3 separate regions of the Homo sapiens genome follow, and regions 2 and 3 are each linked to region 1. Evidence: chromatin contacts called from ENCODE Hi-C or POLR2A ChIA-PET data. All regions are on one chromosome and are shown on one strand. Each heading gives the region's core, a stretch centred on a gene start or an enhancer-like site at or near the end of the contact. The rest is flanking DNA. Distances are from core to core; before and after follow the strand shown. Region 1 overlaps LINC00899 (long intergenic non-protein coding RNA 899). Region 2 holds the start of RTL6 (retrotransposon Gag like 6). Region 3 holds the start of PRR5-ARHGAP8 (PRR5-ARHGAP8 readthrough).

Region 1 (3,295 bases), core at 381-2,880:
CTGTCACCAGGGTGGAGTGCAGTGGCGCAGTGGTGCGATCTTGGCTCACTGCAACCTCCGCCTCCCGAGTTCAAGCGATTCTCCTGCCTCAGCCTCCTGAGTAGCTGGGACTACAGGTGCGCACCATCATGCCCAGCTAATTTTTGTATTTTTAGTAGAGACGGGATTTCACCATGTTGGCCAGGGTGGTGGTCTCGATCTCCTGAACTTGTGATCCGCCCACCTCGGCCTCCCAAAGTGCTGGGATTACAGGCGTGAGCCAACGTGCCCAGCTGATTTTTATATTTCTTTTACTAAATTCTGTTTACAGAAATAATTCCAGATTCTATGTAAGATACAAATATTTTAACTGAAGATCATTGTATTTAGGGAAAATGTTCACCTTTAAGAGACAGGGGCTGGGCGTTGTGGCTCACGCCTGTAATCCCAGCACTTTGGGAGGCCGAGGCTGGTGGATCGCACGAGCCCAGGAATTCCAGACCAGCCTGGGCAACACGGCGAAACCCTGTCTATGCAAAATATACAAAAATTAGCCAAGCATGGGGGTGTGCACCTGTAACTCCCAGCTACTCCAGAGGCTGAGGTGGGAAGACTGCTCAAGCCCGGGAGGTCAAAGCTGCAGTGAGAGACCTTGTCTTAAATACAAACAGGCAGGAAGTCGTTATAAGCATAATACAATCCTGGATGTTGGAATCATCCCTGTCCAGCCTTGGCTCTGCCACGTGGGTGCTGAATGCTGCCTCAGGGACCCTGGTGCCCAGCTCCCACCTGCAGGGTGTTCTGAGGAGCCAGCACGCTGGGAGGGCCTAGCAGGAGATGTGGCATGAACCAGGTATTCGATAAATAAAAAGTGCCTTTGATTGTCACGTTTATCATTTGACATGTAGGCACAGGTGCAGTTTGATTATTTTTAATGTAAGTCTATTTTATCTCTTCCCGTTATAAAAGCAATACACACTGTGATAGACGGTTTGGAGAATTCAGGAAAGAAAAAGAAAAAGAAAAAAAATTCCTCCTAGGCCCTCTGCTCCAGAGCCTCCAGCCGTCACATGACAGTGTATTTCTTTACAATTACAGAAATAGATACGTGACTGTTACATTTTGAAACTTTTTCTTTTACCTTGACTTATTTTTAAATAGAAACACTAGTGAGGCCCCACAGAACTGAGCAGAACTAATGGCCCCCCATGTGGTGGAATAGTTCTGAGCTGGCCCCACTTTGGATGCAGCCTTCCCCGGCAAGTCTAAACCCAGTCTCTGTGGCTGCCTGTTCACAGGGACCGTGGACTGTGATGTTTACAGTACGAAAGCACTGGGAGAGAACGCTACATCACAAAGTGTCCTTAACCTGCTGCCGCCTCAGCTTTCCCATTTGTGACTTGGTTAAAAAAAATTTTTTTGACAGTTTTAAGCTCTTATTTTAATTTCCACAGGCTGTTGTAGAATCTGCTCAGCCAGGGAGGGGAAAGGAGTCGGCAATCAGGTCTCCTCCTGGGCACCTTTGTGAGGCCAGCTGGCGAGAGTGGGGGGTGACACTGAGGTCCCAGCAGCTCCAAATGCAGGCAGAGCCCTGTCCTCAGAGAAGGTCACAGCCTAGCCAAGCCCAGCCAGGTGGATGGGCCCACGGAACGCACAGGAACCTGGAACGGAGGTTGAAAGCAGGAAGCACAGTCTGTGACTCCCCAGCCCACTCTGCATTCGACCACTTGGGGCCCAGAAGCTTCAGGAAAGGTGCACAAGGTCACTGGGTCCCAGTACTCCCAACAGGAAGGTCTGGTCCAGGGACAGGGCTCTTCCCGACTCCCCTTAGCCACACGCACCAGAAGTTCTGCAGTGCCCAGTGGGCATAGCAGTCCCCAAGAATGACCCAGCACTGAAGCTGAGCCAAAGAACTTGGGGAGCGAGCCACACCCCCTCACTCCCTCTTCGCCTGCTCCAGACTTGCCAGGCGGTTGCTTTTCGTGGGAACCGGGATGTCCTCACCACCCTGTCCAGGGCCCAGCCCCATGTCCCTGGCCTGCTACAGCTGGAAAAAAAAAAGAGAGATGTTTGTTTTTATTTGTTTATAAAAAGAAAAGTGTTATATATATAACATATTATACCTCATGAATACATACAATTATTTGTCAATTAACAATAAAGAAAAATACAGCAAGCAAAAAAGACTCTCTTCCACAAAAATAGTGTTCATTACAGAAAAGTACAAAAAAAAAAAAAAAAAACTAAGAGGATATTTAGAATTAAGAAAAAACTAAGAGGGTATTTAGAATTAAAAAATAAAAAGAAAACAATTACCCATGAGGTAATTACTGAATGCATTTGGTTGAAAGTCCTTCTGCTATATTTTCCAAACTGTATGTGTATATATGTGCGCATGCATATATGTGTTTGTGTGTGTGTACACATATCTATATGAATGGACCATATCGTAAGTTATAAATGCATACATATATTCATGTATATATAATCATTAGATCATACTATAGGTTATTTTACAGTCTTTTTGTTGAATACGTTGTGAGCATTTTATGTCATTATTTTCTACAAGATTTGAAAAATAAAGTATAAATACCAGTTAATTTTTGAAATCAACCTTATTAAGGAATAAGTTCCATGCAGCAAAATCCCTTTCACCTCTACTGTTCGATGAGTTTTGACAATGTATGCAACCGTGACATGTATCACCACGATCAAGAAAGAAAACATCACCACAAAATGTTCCCTAGAGCCCCTTGCAGGCAGTCTCTGACTTCCTGGCAGCCAGCAATCTGAATCCAACCACCGTAGATCAGTTTCAATTTATTAAAAAAAAATTTTAACTCATGGAGTATGAACTCTTGCTCGGGATCCTGCTATCTATGTTGTTGAGTTTATCAATAGCCCATTCCTTTTTACTGCTACGTGATATTTTATCATATGCCTATTGACATTTGTTTACCCACTCACATACTGATGGACAATTGAATTGTTTGTGTTGTCTGTTTGTTTGTTTTTTGAGACAGGGTCTCACTGTCACCCAGGCTGGAGTGCAGTGGTGCAATCTCGGCTCACTGCAACCTCTGCCTCCCAGGCTCAAGTGATCCACCTCGGCCTCCCAAAGTGCTGAAATTACAGGCGTGAGCCACTGTGCCTGGCCTGTTTCTGATTTTTTAAAATGTTTGCTATTGTGACTAGAACTTTGTGAATGCCAATTAATTTTTACAGTGTTTTAATGAGCAATGTCACCCGCACGTGCTGTGAATGCCCACGCATGTGGGCACAGCCTGTGTGTTTCCTTCCTGGAGCACTTGAGATG
Region 2 (3,295 bases), core at 587-3,086, 1.5 Mb after region 1:
TCTTACCCTTTGGCCAGTGTATTAGTCTGTTTTCACGCTGCTGATAAAGACATACCTGAGACTGGGCAATTTACAAAAGAAAGAGGTTTATTGGACTTACAGTTCTGTGTGGTGGGGAGGCTCACAATGACGGCAGAAGGTGAAAGGCACGGAGGAGCAAGTCAGGTCTTACATGGATGGCGGCAGGCAAAGAGAGAACTTGTGCAGGGAAACTTCCCTTTTTTTTTTTTTTAATTTTTTTTTGAGATGGACTTTTGCTCTGTTGCCCAGGCTGGAGTACAGTGGTGCAATGTCTGCTCACTGCAAGCTCCGCCTCCTGGGTTCACGCCATTCTCCTGGCTCAGCCTCCCAAGTAGCTGGGACTACAGGCGCCCACCACCACGCCTGGCTAATTTTTTGTATTTTTAGTAGAGACGGGGTTTCACCATGTTAGCCAGGATGGTCTCGATCTCCTGACCTCGTGATCCACCCGCCTTGGCCTCCCAAAGTGCTGGGAGTACAGACGTGAGCCATTGTGCCCGGCCGGAAACTTCCCTTTTTAAAACCATCAGATCTCTTGAGACTCACTCACTATCACAAGAAGAGTGCAGAAAAGACCTGCCCACATAATTCGATCACCTTCCACCAGGTTCCTCCCACGATGTGGGAATTGTGGGAGTTACGACTCAAGATGAGATTTGGGTGGAGACACAGCCAAACCATATCAGCCAGGTATCTTCACTCCTTGGTATTTACTCTGGGGAACCCAGCAGAGAAAAGGGTGGGGATTTATATACAAGTGTAGTTTATAAAACTTTAGCATGGTAAACAAGATAAGGATCTATCAAAAAGGGCATGGCTAAATACTTTGCGGTACAGGAGTTCCATGGACCACAGGCAATAACTGAAAATCATGCTTCTGAACTATCTTTAATAGGAAAATGCTCAAAATTCAATGTGCTGTTATGGTTACAAAATATTCATAAGGTAAAAAATATTTTGTAGAACATATCATAGAAAAATGACTGGATGGAAGTACAGAAATATTACTATCTCTACGTTACATATATATGTATTACTATTTGCTATCTTTAGGTGGAGGGAGTCTGAGTAGTATAAAGTTTTTTTTACTTCTCTTACATCAAGATTTGTTACATTAAATTTATATTCAAATCACAATAAGGGCCTGATGCAGTGGCTCACGCCTGTAATCCCAGAACTTTGGGAGGCCAAGGCAGGCGGATGCCCTGAGGTCAGGAGTTGGAGACTGGCCAGGCCAACAAGGTGAAACCCCGTCTCTACTAAAAATACAAAAATTAGCCGGGCATGGTAGCACGCGCCTGTAATCCCAGTTACTTGGGTGGCTGAGGCAGAAGAATCGCTTGAACCCGGGAGGCGGAGGTTGCAGTGACTCAGGATCGCGCCACTGCACTCCAGCCTAGGCGACAGAGCGAGACTCCGTCTCAAAAAAAAAAAAAAATAAGAAGAACAGTAAATCATCAAAAAAATAAACCCAATGACAACCACAGAAAGAGCCTTGCAAGCCCTCTTGGGAGGAATGACTGGGAGAACACCAGGTACCCGCCCTGATGAAGACGCCGCAGCAACTACAGTCTTCCCCGATTGGCAGCAGCCCGAGTTGGGGGGTGGGGGGGGGTGGGACTTTGTGCATCACTTCCGGGGGCGGGGCAGCGGTCGTCTCCGCACGCGCGGGAGCGGTCGGTATCCATGGCAACCAGCGGGGCCAGCCTAAGGCCCGCCCGCCACCGCCACCGCGCCGGCCCCGCCCGCACAAAGGCCGCGCGGTGACCCGCCCTCTGCCGCGACCCCGGCCCCGCCCCTGCCCCGGCCCCGGCCTGGCCCGGTCCCTGCACCTGCCGGAGGCCGCCCGCCGCCATCGCCAGCGCCGTCGCTTGGCTGCGCTGACCGGGAAGCAGTTCTCGGCGGTCCGCGCGGTGATTCATCGGCCTGGCCGCGTCCCCCGCGCGGGCCATCTTGGTCACGGCCGGCGGCGGACAGAGCCGCGGAGGAACCGCGAGACCCCAGGTACGCGTGCCCCCGGCCCCCTGCCCGGCCGGGCCCCGCCACTGTGGTGGCCCCCAGGCCCGCGGCCGCCAAGGAGCAGCCCCCTTTGTTCTCCCCCGGGCGGGCGCGGGGCGGGCGCCGCGGGGCTTTGTGCAGCCTCGCCACCCACGCGCGGGCCCTCCACGCCGCCCCTCACCCTCCTGCCCGCTAGTCGCAACTGAAACCTTGAAAACATCTTTTCTTAATCCTCCAGGGCCCAGAGCAGGTCCAGCCACCCGTCTGGCTCCGTAGTCCGCGAAGTCTGCAGTAAAGGAGCCGCGTGGGACCGGGGCCGAAGTCCCTAGGGCCTGGCACCGCGTGCCCCTCTCTCGGGCCCTCGGCTTGGGGGTCTCGCAGCGCCCTGCCGTCGTGCACCCCACACTGCCCCCATTTCTACAGGGGCCCACCTGGTCACCACACCCTCTTGGTCCACCCGCGGATCTCAGCGTGTGGCTGACCTCTGGCCAGCATGGTGCAGCCGCAGACGTCCAAAGCTGAAAGCCCAGCCTTGGCAGCGTCTCCGAATGCCCAGATGGATGACGTTATTGACACCCTGACCTCCCTGCGCCTCACCAACTCGGCGCTGAGGCGGGAGGCTTCCACCCTGCGGGCGGAGAAGGCCAATCTCACCAACATGCTGGAGAGCGTGATGGCAGAGCTGACCTTGTTACGCACCAGGGCGCGGATCCCGGGGGCTCTGCAGATCACCCCGCCCATCTCCTCAATTACTTCAAACGGGACTCGACCCATGACCACACCTCCAACCTCTCTGCCCGAGCCCTTTTCCGGGGACCCAGGCCGGTTGGCGGGGTTCCTGATGCAGATGGACAGATTCATGATCTTCCAGGCCTCCCGCTTCCCGGGTGAGGCCGAGCGTGTGGCCTTCCTTGTGTCTCGACTGACTGGGGAGGCGGAGAAGTGGGCTATCCCCCACATGCAACCTGACAGCCCCTTGCGCAACAACTATCAGGGGTTCCTGGCAGAGTTGCGGAGAACCTACAAGTCTCCGCTCCGGCATGCGCGGCGCGCCCAAATCAGGAAGACTTCTGCCTCTAATAGGGCTGTGCGAGAGAGGCAGATGCTCTGCCGCCAGCTGGCCTCTGCGGGCACGGGGCCTTGCCCAGTGCATCCAGCTTCCAACGGGACTAGTCCAGCGCCAGCCCTGCCTGCCCGAGCACGGAATCTTTAAGAATCCGCCAGCACTTGGTAGCGTCTGCAGCCACCCAGGTAGCATACGCTCTTTGCTGTGTAG
Region 3 (3,295 bases), core at 405-2,904, 1.3 Mb after region 1:
AGGCTGGAGTGCAGTGGTGGCATCATGGCTCATGGCAGCCTCGACTTCCCTGGCTCAAGTAATCCTCCCATCTTGGCCTCCCAAAGTGCTAGGATTACAGGTGTGAGCCGCCGTGCCTGGTGGAGAACACAGCTCTTAAGACACTGTGCAGTCGTTGGGTCAGGGAGATTTCCCAACAGGAGTCCTTCCTTCACTGTTCCCACACCAGCCCTCCCCACAGGGAGGAATGCGAATACCCACTGACGGAGAGGGAAACGGAGGCAGGCATGTGACAGCCCTCTAGCAGTTTGCAACTCAGAGACAGAAGAGACCACGTTTGAAGAGGGTCTCGCTGGCAGCCCTGAGCCCACCATGACGCTCACAATGCATTCAATGAACTGAAAATAACGTGTGTCCAAGTGACAGCCGGGTTCCCGGTGGCCAAGACCACAGCCGGTGGAGCATCTGGCAAGATTTTACTGCCAGGTGTGGGCGCGAGAGGGGCAACGTCCACAGCCTCCCCCGAACAGTGTCCACAGCCTCCCCCGAACAGTGTCCACTGCCTCCCGCGAACAGCCTGCCTCACTTTCTCCTGCCTCTCATTTTCCTAGGGAGCAGAGACGCTGGGGAGTTCCACTAAATAAACCGTCTCTTTTCCAGATCCCGGACTTGCTCCTCAAACAAAGCTGGGAGAAGGGGCTTCCCAGGCCCCTGCTTGTCTGGGAATGACCCCTGGAGGAGAGTCCTCTAAAGAATGCCTCGCAGCTGCCGCACCCCCTGCTGACAGCTGGAGGACAGGGGGCCTCTCAAGGGAAAGCCGAAGGGAGCTTAAAGAGACACAGGAAGCCTGCGCGACCCACCCACTGAGCCCCGAGGCTCCCGTGCTCAGCCGCAAAATGGGAAAAATACTTCCTGCTCCGTTAGCCTCCCAGGTTGTCACGAGCACCGCAGTGGAGACGTGGAAAGACCCCGGGTAGGAGGCGGGCACGCGGCTTCCCGGCCCACCCCGCCGCCCACCCGCCGGGCGCTTCTGGGCCAGCCCCGGGCGCTGGCGGGCCTCGCTCCCTTCCCTGGGTTCTGGAACCACGCTGCACTGAACTTTCCTCCAGGCCCGCACCACTCCGGCGGGGCAAGTTCTTTGCAAACTGTGAAGCGCCGCGCCGCCTTCGGCAGCGTTCCTGGCTCGGGGCGGCCCCTAGCCCGCGGACGGCTCAGGGGTCCCCTCCCCCGGCTCCAGGGCCTCCGGGTGGCCGGGAGGGCGCGGCCTTACCTGTTCCAGGTGGCGTTGGCGCAGGCCCGGCGCTGCTGCGTGCCCCGCTCGTCCGCGGCGGCGGCCGGCTCTCTCTTGCCCAGGTCACTGAGGCTGGGCGAACTCATGAACTTCAACCTGCGGAGAGTCCTCATGGTGACCCGGGCCGCCTGCGCCGCGCCCACGCGCGCCCCACGCCGCGCCCTGCGCCACGCCGCACCAAGGGCCCCGGGCCGGCGATGCGCCCTCTACGCGGAAACTCCGGCGAGAGCAGGAAGCCGAGCGGTCCTGCGGGGTCCCGCCCCGGCCCCGCGCCTCCGTCTCGGGTCCCGCGCCGGCCGCCCCGCCGGGTTAATCATTGCACGGAGAGGCTCAGCGTGGAGCGCCAGGCGCGCGGCCAGCACAGACCCGGCGCAAACGGAGGCCGGGGGCGGACCCGGGGGCGGGCCCAGGGGCGGGTCTCGGCGCCCCGGGGGGCGGGGCGGGGAAGGGGGCGGGGGCATCGCGGGCGGGGCGGGGCCTCAGGCGAGGGGGCGTGTGCAAGAGGCGGAGCCGGCGTCTCCGCGGCCGCAGCTGCCACGACGCCTCGCTGGGTCTGCCCTCTGAGGACGTGCTCACCCTCCTCCCCTCTTCCGAGGGCCCCACGTGCCCACAGGAAACCAACACGCACAGGACGCAGGGCCCAAGCCCAAGCGCCCGCCCCCCGCCCAGCACTGCGGTCGCGCCCACACGATGTCCTTCGACCCCGGCCCCGGAGGTCTCCCTCCACAGCCCTCCTCGCAAAGGCTGTGCCACAGAGGTGCCTCCGTACCCCTCACCTGAACACAGGCTCCCCCACCCAGTTCTCATGAGGACTTTGGGTAGAGGCCTTCAGTCCCCTCCAGGCACCTTGGCCCAAGAACCCACTCCACCCGGGCTCAGCCTAGACCCCCTTGGACAGGGACTTCAGCATTGCCTGGCTGCCTGGAGGATTTGCTGGAGTGAGGGCTTGAAGAAGTAGAGGGTTTGCTCCTTATCTCCCACCCCCAGGTCTCTTGGATGGTAAAACCAAGCAGTTTCCCAAGTCCCTGTGGTGGGGGCAGAGTGATCCCAGTGAAGGCAGGGCACAGCCGGTGCTTCCTGCCTGCTTCGCAGAGCACTTTTAGATGTCTGATTTCACATGAACTAACATGAACTACTTCCGTGAGGTAGAGATTATTCTTCTCCCCATTTTCCAGTTGAGGACATTGAGGCTCACAGAGTGAAATAACTTGCCCAACATTGTGCCAACATTGTGCAATCAACAAATGGTAGAGTTGGGCTTCACCACAGGGAGCGTCCAGCCCCTTGAACAGGGCCCTTCCCAGTCCCCAGCTTCTGGGATTCCCACAAGGCTCACCTGACCCCTCCATCAGATGGGGGGTGACAGCCACAGCTCCAGGAGCTGGGAGGGCCCCATATAAAATGTAAGAGAGAGGTGATGGCTCATGCCTGTAATCCCAGCACTTTGGGAGGCCGAGGTGGGAGGATCACCTGAGGTCAGGAGTTCAAGACCAGCCCGGCCAACATGGAGAAACCCCATCTCTATTAAAAATACAAAATTAGCTGGGCGTGGTGGTGCATGCCCGTAATCCCAGCTACTCAGGAGGCTGAGACAGGAGAATCGCTTGAACCTGGGAGGCAGAGGTTGCAGAGAGCTGAGATCTCGCCACTGCACTCCAGCCTGGGCAACAACAGCAAAACTCCGTCTCAAAAATCATCATCATCATAATAAAATAAAATAAAAAGTAAGAGAGCCTCATGAAGAGTCTTTGTTTAGTGCAAATCAACCAGTGTCTCCTGAGTACCTCCTGTGTTCCAGACATAAATACCATCGTCTTTGGGAGACAGAGACATAAACAGACAAACTTGCTCATCAGTAAAGCGGGATGGAACGGTTCATCTCACAGGCAGCTTGGGGCCCACAGGCAGCAACAGGTGCTTTATAAACTAACTGTCAAGTGCTGTACACGTTTTCTTTTCTTTTTGAGACAGAGTCTCACTTTTTGGCCCAGGTTGAATGCAGTGGCACCACTGTGGTCACTGCAG

What was found. A loop is a pair of places that touch in the nucleus more often than their neighbours do. ChIA-PET counts read pairs that join two places held with the same protein, here RNA polymerase II (POLR2A). Pooled maps may share reads with other maps.
Region 2: a loop to region 1 is called in a map of naive thymus-derived CD4-positive, alpha-beta T cell, with 28 times the contacts of the local background. The contact joins the promoter of RTL6 here to the enhancer-like site in region 1. A Hi-C loop is called at or near these places in 1 of 168 maps with a recorded cell type or tissue (naive thymus-derived CD4-positive, alpha-beta T cell) and 5 of 50 pooled maps. POLR2A ChIA-PET finds 5 or more read pairs at or near these places in 2 of 52 experiments (H1 and activated T-cell).
Region 3: a pooled map shows a loop between it and region 1 (10-fold over the local background). The contact joins the promoter of PRR5-ARHGAP8 here to the enhancer-like site in region 1. A Hi-C loop is called at or near these places in 1 of 37 single-sample maps with no recorded cell type and 7 of 50 pooled maps. POLR2A ChIA-PET finds 5 or more read pairs at or near these places in 1 of 52 experiments (HCT116).

What each region holds. Positions count from the first base shown.
Region 1 is chr22:46,039,191-46,042,485 of GRCh38, reverse strand. LINC00899 (long intergenic non-protein coding RNA 899) reads left to right here. Exons shown (of 4, transcript NR_027036.1): 4 at 1,434-2,579. LOC124905136 (a long non-coding RNA gene) reads right to left here. Exons shown (of 2, transcript XR_007068137.1): 2 at 2,049-3,295. Among named protein-coding and RNA genes, the nearest start is that of LINC00899, 4.0 kb to the left of the region's middle. Within about 2 kb of position 1,630, at least 6 of the 41 ENCODE cell types and tissues checked have a DNase peak (open chromatin) inside an H3K27ac peak, as active enhancers do.
Region 2 is chr22:44,496,774-44,500,068 of GRCh38, reverse strand. RTL6 (retrotransposon Gag like 6) reads left to right here and starts at 1,836. Exons shown (of 2, transcript NM_032287.3): 1 at 1,836-2,025; 2 at 2,258-3,295. The coding sequence starts at 2,513. The coding sequence ends at 3,232. RefSeq lists silencers at 1,626-1,685, 1,776-1,905 and an enhancer at 3,165-3,295.
Region 3 is chr22:44,700,563-44,703,857 of GRCh38, reverse strand. PRR5-ARHGAP8 (PRR5-ARHGAP8 readthrough) reads right to left here and starts at 1,654. Exons shown (of 15, transcript NM_181334.6): 1 at 1,250-1,654. The coding sequence starts at 1,383. It overlaps PRR5 (proline rich 5), which reads right to left and starts at 1,654. Exons shown (of 8, transcript NM_181333.4): 1 at 1,250-1,654. The coding sequence starts at 1,383. RefSeq lists a silencer at 1,371-1,780.